Regions from separate parts of the Homo sapiens genome. Here region 2 is linked to region 1. The links are chromatin contacts, found by Hi-C or POLR2A ChIA-PET in ENCODE. All regions are on one chromosome and are shown on one strand. Each heading gives the region's core, a stretch centred on a gene start or an enhancer-like site at or near the end of the contact. The rest is flanking DNA. Distances are from core to core; before and after follow the strand shown. Region 1 holds the start of TFCP2L1 (transcription factor CP2 like 1). Region 2 holds the start of LINC01823 (long intergenic non-protein coding RNA 1823).

What was found. A loop is a pair of places that touch in the nucleus more often than their neighbours do. ChIA-PET counts read pairs that join two places held with the same protein, here RNA polymerase II (POLR2A). Pooled maps may share reads with other maps.
Region 2: a pooled map shows a loop between it and region 1 (2.3-fold over the local background). The contact joins the promoter of LINC01823 here to the promoter of TFCP2L1 in region 1. A Hi-C loop is called at or near these places in 1 of 50 pooled maps. POLR2A ChIA-PET finds 5 or more read pairs at or near these places in 2 of 52 experiments (AG04450 and activated CD4-positive, alpha-beta T cell).

What each region holds. Positions count from the first base shown.
Region 1 is chr2:121,283,564-121,287,234 of GRCh38, forward strand. It overlaps TFCP2L1 (transcription factor CP2 like 1), which reads right to left and starts at 1,639. Exons shown (of 15, transcript NM_014553.3): 1 at 1,485-1,639. The coding sequence starts at 1,546. RefSeq lists a silencer at 1,665-1,804.
Region 2 is chr2:121,788,567-121,792,237 of GRCh38, forward strand. It overlaps LINC01823 (long intergenic non-protein coding RNA 1823), which reads left to right and starts at 1,837. Exons shown (of 5, transcript NR_183364.1): 1 at 1,837-1,953. It overlaps LOC105373590 (a long non-coding RNA gene), which reads right to left and starts at 1,798. Exons shown (of 3, transcript XR_923272.2): 1 at 1,291-1,798. RefSeq lists an enhancer at 1,579-2,240.

The sequences.
Region 1 (3,671 bases), core at 389-2,888:
TGAGCTACTCCAGACAAACTTCCATCTCGGTAGCAGATGTCAGAACTGTACCTCCCAGGCAAGGGAGAATTGTTCCCTAACGGGGTGAGGACATTGTAGGTATCTAGGAAGTTTCAAGTACACTCACCTTCAACTCAGGGTCACCTTCAAACTCATTGTTAAGATATGGCAACATACTTAATGGCAGCAAACTAAAACTTAGCCAAAGCTACAACTAAAACTTCAGTACAGTAAAAATGTATTCCATTGTAGCATTTCTTGCAAGTGAATGGACACTTAATCTCTGGGTGATTAACATCTCCTCCTGGGCTTCCCTCTGGTGACATCACCGTGGTCTGCCGGGTGGCTGTCAGCCTTTAAGGCTCTAGACCTTTGCCATCTCCGACTACTTTGGCCCATGAATAAAAACAGCAGATACATCCACTAAACCCAATCATTCCCCCGCCTCCAGGAAAAGGGGATGTCTTCAGGGAGGACAAATACCTACCAGCAGCCAGGAATTACAAATAACGTTTTAAGATCTAAGTGGGAACTTCTTGGGGCCAAAACTAGCACTTAAAGGTAGCTCTAGTATGGGGGCTGTCAATGCCTGTGACTCCTTCGGCCTCATCATTCATTTTCCTTGAGCCCATATCAAATGCCCTTTGGGTTAAATTAGGCACATTTCATAAACTGTGACTAAGATGGAAATAAGGACAGGCTAAAGCTGGTTCAGGCGAGTTCACAAAGTGAAATGACTGCCCATTAGTCCCGGCCAGCAGCAGAACAGGGAAAAACAATCCTCCGGGAGCGAGAGCACACGGGGTCCTACTGCTAAGAGGGGCCTGTGGGGAACTGTGCAAAACACGCAGGACTTACTTTCCCCTCTGAAGGGCACTACTCAAATCCCTCCAGCAGAAGAAAGATTTCCATCAAGGGCAATAACCACGCGGGCCTCGGGCGAACACGCGCAAGACCATCGCGGGAAGTGGGGCGGCCTGCCCCTCCGAGCCCGCCGCCCGCCCCTCGTCCAAGGAAGGGCACTGCAGAGGGCGCGAGGCTGGGAGAGGGGCCCCGGCGGAGACGGGCAAAGAGCAGGGGACGAACTTCCCCGGGCCGGGCACCAGGCTGCTGGCAGGAAGTTTCCTCTGCTTCTCCGATACGCGGGGGAGAGGAGGGCCGCAGGGGGCGGACGGGCCAGGGGAGGCGGCGGGCCGGCAGGTGCGCGCCCTGCACCCTCTCTGCCGCCTGGGAGGAGCCCTCGCAGACATAGGGCTCTGCGCGCTCGCCTCCCCAGCGGGCCCCCAACTCCGCACGTCGGGTCCCGCCGGCGTCCATCTGTCAGTCCCTAGGCGGGACGCTGGGCGGGTCTCTCAGTCCCCAGAGGGCGGACAGCGGGGAGGCCAGGGCCCAGCAGGGGCGCCCCCTCTCCGCCCCTGGACGTCCAACGGCGCCCGGCCCGCCGGCCCGGCCCGAGACCCGCGGGGACCGCGCGCGGCCCTTACCGCAGGTAGCTGCCGGAGTTGTGCTGGTTGTAGTGCTCGGGCTGCGTGTGCCAGAAGAGCATGGCTGGAACTCCCAGCGCGCCGACCGGGGCGCGGCAGCAAGCGCAGACGCGGGGCGCGCCGAGGACCCAGCGGCGGCTTCGCGCTCCGAACCCGCGGTGCCGGCCGGCTCGGCGCATTTATCGGCGGCCCAGGGGCGGGACAGCGGTGAGACCCGCCCCCCAGGAAGCGCGGCCCGGAGGGCGGCTCCCCGCGGCAGCCGCACCTGGCTGACTCCCGCGCGTGCCTTTCCGGCGAGCGAGCGCGCCTCCGGGGCGGCCAGACCAGAGGGCTCTAGGGCCGGCCGGGTGCTCTCCCCAAACTCCGATGTGGGGCTCAGGTGACCCTTGCCGCCCCCAACCCGCTCCACACGGCCCCTCTGGCCTCTGCTCCCCACTCTACGCCCAGGGCCGGTCTCCAGAGCGGCTCCGAGATTTCCAGCCTAGGCCCTCTCTGTCGCCTTTCCTCGCTCTTGTTTTTTCATAGCACTTCAGACGCTCTGAAATCATGGGGGTTTTTTTGTTGGTTTTTTTTTTTTTGAGACGGGGTCTCGCTCTGCCACCCAGGCTGGAGTGCAGTGGCGCGATCTCGGGGCTCACTGCAACCTCTCCTCCCAGGTTCAAGCAATTCTCCTACCTCAGCCTCCTGAGTAGCTGGGATTACAAGCGCCCCCCATCACGCCTGACTGATTTTTTTATTGTTAGTAGAGACGGGGTTTCGCCATGTTGGCCAGGCTGGTCTCGAACTCCTGACCTCAGGTGATCCGCCCACCTTGGCCTCCCAAAGTGCTGGCATTACAGGCGTGAGCCCCCGAGTCAGGCCGACATTTTTTTATTTTTTATTTTTACTTGTGTACTGATTGTCTTTCCCATTAGACTGTAAGCTCCAAGAGGACAGGGCCTGGCTCGCTTAACACCCCGTTACCTGCACTGCCTAGAACAGTGCATGGGACATAGTTAAGATAAATGTTTGTTGAGTAAACATAAAAAAAGAAAAAAGGAATGCACCAAAAGAGTAATCAGAGAAGCCTTCCTGGAGGAGGTGACATTGAGCTGAGACCTGATGGATGCAAAGGAAGCATCTCTGTGAACATCACCTAGGGAAAAATAGTTCCAGGCATAGTTCCCTACCCCCTTGGCAACAGTGACTGCCAAAGCCTTGAGGAAGACCTACTTGGCATGGCTGGTCTTGAGGAGAGCTTAGGAGATGAGGTGAGGAGGGCGGGGAAGATCAGAGGGCCTGGCAGGCCAGGACAAGGAGCTAGGATTTTATTCTGTGTTTTAAGCAGAGGAGTCACATGTATGATTTGCCTTTTGGAAAGATCAGTCTGGCAGCAGTGTAGACAGTGGGTCATGGGGTGGAGGGGAGGGCCATTAGGAGGGAGTGGAGTTCCCTGGAGCCCTGACCCCTATCCAGGTGCTATCCGGTTCTCCAGTACATGGCACAGCACCTGGCACAGAGGAGATGGGGATTCTGTCCCTGAGTATTAATCCAGTCAAATGACATCCCTTGGGGACCTGGTCCAGAACTCCCCACTCCCCCACGCATGGATGTGGGTAAAACCCTCCCTCACTCTGCTGTTCCTGCCCTCCTCCCTCCAGCCATAGGTCACAACTGGCAAACCACTTCCTCTGTGCAGCCCTCAAGGACTGCCCCCCACTGTTCTGCCCTGTTAGGAGAATGGGAATATTTCCCCGGCTTCAGGTGGTGCTGTCAGCAGACAGTCCCCCAGCCATCGGCTTCTCCAGGAACTGCCCCTGCTCAGAGAGCAGCCTTGCCCTCTGTCATGTCCCTCCTGGGATAGCCCACATCCCAATGACTATCCCAGCAGAAGTATAAAAGCTTGGCCATCTCTGCCTGACTGGGGACAGTGCTGATGGGGTATTTTAGCCCCAGGACTCCCCATGAAGACAGTCAAAGCTGTCACAAGACCTGTGTCCTGCTCAGGGTCTCCCTCCTGCTTCCTTCCAGTTCCTTGCCCAGGGGTTACTCTTAAGGGAACTTCCAAAGAAACATCCTGAACACCGACCCCCACAACCAACCTCACCCCATCAGGGTCCATGACAAACCCATTGTTTAAATGGGAGACACTCTGGGGTGGTCTGGAAAGAACATGTCCTTTGCTGGACTCGTCCTTGAGTTCTAACA
Region 2 (3,671 bases), core at 587-3,086, 510 kb after region 1:
TGCCACCACATGTAGCTAACACTTTTTACATTTGTATGCTTTTTTGGGGGGGATTTCACTGGTTAAAATGGCCCCCAAGAATAGTGCTCAATTGCTGTCTAGTGTTTCTAAGTGCAAGAAGGCTGTTATGTGCCTTACGTGTATTAGAAGATATGTGTATTAGACAAGCTTCACTTAGTCATGCATTACAGTGCTATTGGCTGTAATTTTAATGTTAATGAATCAATAACATGTAATAAATGAGGTGTCTTTAAAGAGAACACTCATAAAAAAAGGTTATGTATTGATTGGTTGATGAAAATCTTGTGAGCAGAGGCTTGCAGGAACCTAACCCTGTATTTCCCATAGGAGCCATAGTTCAGTATTTGTAATTCAGTGCTTGTAATGACTTTATAGAACATAACTACCAGGAATAATGAGAATTGAGTGTATATGTATATGTGTGTTTTCCCATGTGCAGCACTGTCATCTAATCTGGTTGGATTGTAAATTAGTGTAATTTGGAAAGCAGTGTATTGAGTATCTGAAAAATGCACAGTATTTGAATCTAATTACTTATTTCCTGAGATTATAGCCTGAAGGAATAATCCTAAATACTGAAAAACTTTAACTACAAAGATGTTCATTGTAGTGCCAAATAGATTACAGTATATCTACATAATGGAAAATAATAAAGTATTTATCAAGATTTTATCATAAGATTGAAAATCACTTATGATATAGTGTCATGTGGAAAACCAGGATATGCAGTTCTGTGTACGATGTGATAACTCCTTCACATTGCAGGTGTTTCCCAAATGCCATCAGCCTGCAGGGTGGGTAGGGGGCAATGAACACCTGCAGTGCCTTCCTCCCTTCTCGCCACCCCTCACCAGCACCTCCTTGGAAGTCTCTTCCTCTGGTCATGGAGGGAGGCTAGTCTTAGCCACTGCACTCTTTCCCATTAGTCTACAAGGGCTATGGTTGAAAGAAATGACCCACAATCCACGTCTACTCAGCTCCTTGAGGATCTCATCCCCAAAGCTGTGGAAGATTTCTTGTCCCTGTTTACTTCCACCCCCTGCCATACTGGTTGCAATAGGAACTGTGACAGGAGCAGGGCACTGCTGGGGCGGAGGGGGTCCTTGTCACCTGCTGGGCTGGTTGCAGCAGGTCTGGATTCTTTTCCCCAGCCCCACCACTATGTAGAGAGCACGCGATGCTCGGCAGAACCACGGTGCTGCCTCCCCTCCCCTCCCCTCCCGTCCTCTCCCCTCTCCCCTCCCCTCCCTTCCCCTCCTCTCTCCTCACCTCTCCTCTCCTCCCCTTCTTGTACCATCCTGCAGTCAGCTGCCATTTCTCTACTCCTTCATCTGGCTCTCTAGGCCACCAGCAGCAGAAGCTCCCAAGATGACCAATACTGTTTCTTGCTGGGAAGAAGGTGGTCTTTCCTTACATATGTGAAAAAGTGTAGGCATGGAACGAAGGCCAGAAGGAAAACTCGAAAGTGTTAACAGTGATGACGCTCAGATAGTAAGGCTGCGATGTACCTTATAGAGAAAATATGTGTGTTAAATAAGGCAGGTGACCTTTTCTTCCTTCTATTTTCCTGTAGTTTTCAATTTTTCTGTAATGAGCATTTATGGCCTTTATAATTGGAGGAAAGAAAGAACAGGGGCTCAGAGAGGTTAGTTAATTAGGCCAAGGGGGCACTTGCTGTATATTCACAGATAGGTAGTTGGGGCTGGGGGACAAGGGTTGTTTTCTGGAACCCGAAGCCCAGGGAGGGAGGATGCTTAGTGATAATTTTTATTGATCTTCTTGCTCACACTCTTGACCCTCCCTGGAAGAGAAATGTGGGTGAGGTCACTGTAGCATTGTCATCGCTCTGGGTTCCACCCACACTCAGGGTGAGAGGGAGATTCTGAAGCTTTGTGTTTCTTGCTAGCTAGTCAAAGGTGACTAATTCATGTGGTATGTACTGTGGATGGGACTGGCTATGTAGTTGTAAGTGCCCAGTGCAAAATGAAAATGTGGGGGGTCCCTGTATGTTCAAAAACTACTAAGAATTTCAAGACGGTGGCAGCAGAAATTTAAGTAAAGCACAGGGTCTTTCTATATGTGGGGTCTTGTGGGACCGTCCAGGTTTCTTTCCTGTGAAGCTGGCCCTGCCTGTGGACACTTCCACTGGACACCTGTAAGCCAAGCCCAGGGAAGGGATGGAAAGGGAGGCTTAGTAGTCAGTAACAGATGGAAGGCATGGGCCTGCAGGAGAGCAGTAGAGGAGAGAGATCCTCACTGGCAGCCCCATCTCCATGGCGAGTCTGGAATCCAGAATGATTCCTATTTGAGACATTAAAGAGTTAGGAGATGCAACTTCTGTTCTCTGTACTGTGCAAACATGAATGAATCTCTCCTGTCTTCTCCTTTCCTCCCCTCTCCTTCCTTCCTCTCCCCTCCTCTCCCTTCCCCGCCTCTTCTCATCTCAGTTTCCTTATTTCCACAATGAGGGGGATGGAGTTGATTTGTAGAGTCTCTGCCAGCTCTAAAAAAATTCGTGATTTGGACTTTCTGTGCTCATGTAGCCCGTGTGACAGGAGCTACAAATATGTTCCATGAGGTCCTGAGTTGACCAGCTTCTTTCAAGACGTAGGTCAGGGCAGTCACATAGAAGTATCATGGTGACCTTGGGGATGGTGACAGTGGCTAAAAGACGTTGAGAGAGACAGTGCAAGAGAGGAAAGCATCTTCACCCTGGACCCTAATATGGAGACACCTTTGACTAGCTAGCAAGAAAGATAAAACTTAAAATCTCCCTCTCTTCTGTCGAATGTGGGCGGAACACAGTGATTCTGAAGCTGCGGAGAGTGGGAAGCCATCCCCAGGGAAATGTAAACACCAAGAGCAGGTTGTGTTGGAGGAAGCAACCCTTAGCATTACAATTGCAGAAAGTACTTGGTATGTCAGGTGAATTTTTGTATTACAATGTTGGCAGAGATTTCCTGTAAATTTCTGGCAAGTAACAATATGGACCCTGATTTTAAAGGAAGCAACAGCCCTGTATAGAAGACATGAAAAAAGAACAGAATGGGATGGTCAGTTTAGAGTTTTTACTGGTTCCTTAGGTGGAAGGGCTGAAAATTAATATCAGGATCCTGCTATACGTTTAGTTTGTACATATCGATACTCAGTTTCACGCACTTCCCATTTTGTAGTGGGAGTTCAGTTATTCATAAGTTGTTTTGTTGTCTTCACAATGTCCTGTGCTGATGAGCTCTTCCAGGCATTGTTCTAGAGGTGTATTCAGAGCAGCTGGTCGAGATTCTGTTTTGCAGAGGGACAGGGTTATGGGTGTGACACGTTGAATTTGCAAATCAAATTTATGAGATGCTTTGATGACGTTTTATGTGAAGATAAAGCAAAAGAAAAGCCTCATGCTGTGGTGCAGAGAAACATAAGAAGAGTGATTTATGTGAGGAAATGGAAATTTGCAGGGCAGTTTTGCTTGGCTATGTCAATACATTTTTTCATCAGTATTTGGAATTTCGTATAAAAGAATTTGCATTTATGGCCAGGTGCGGTGGCTCACGCCTGTAACCTCAGCTCTTTGGAAGGCCAAGATCAGAGGATGGCTTGAGGCCAGGAATTTGAGACTAATCTGGGCAACATAGTGAGAACCTGTCTCTATAAAA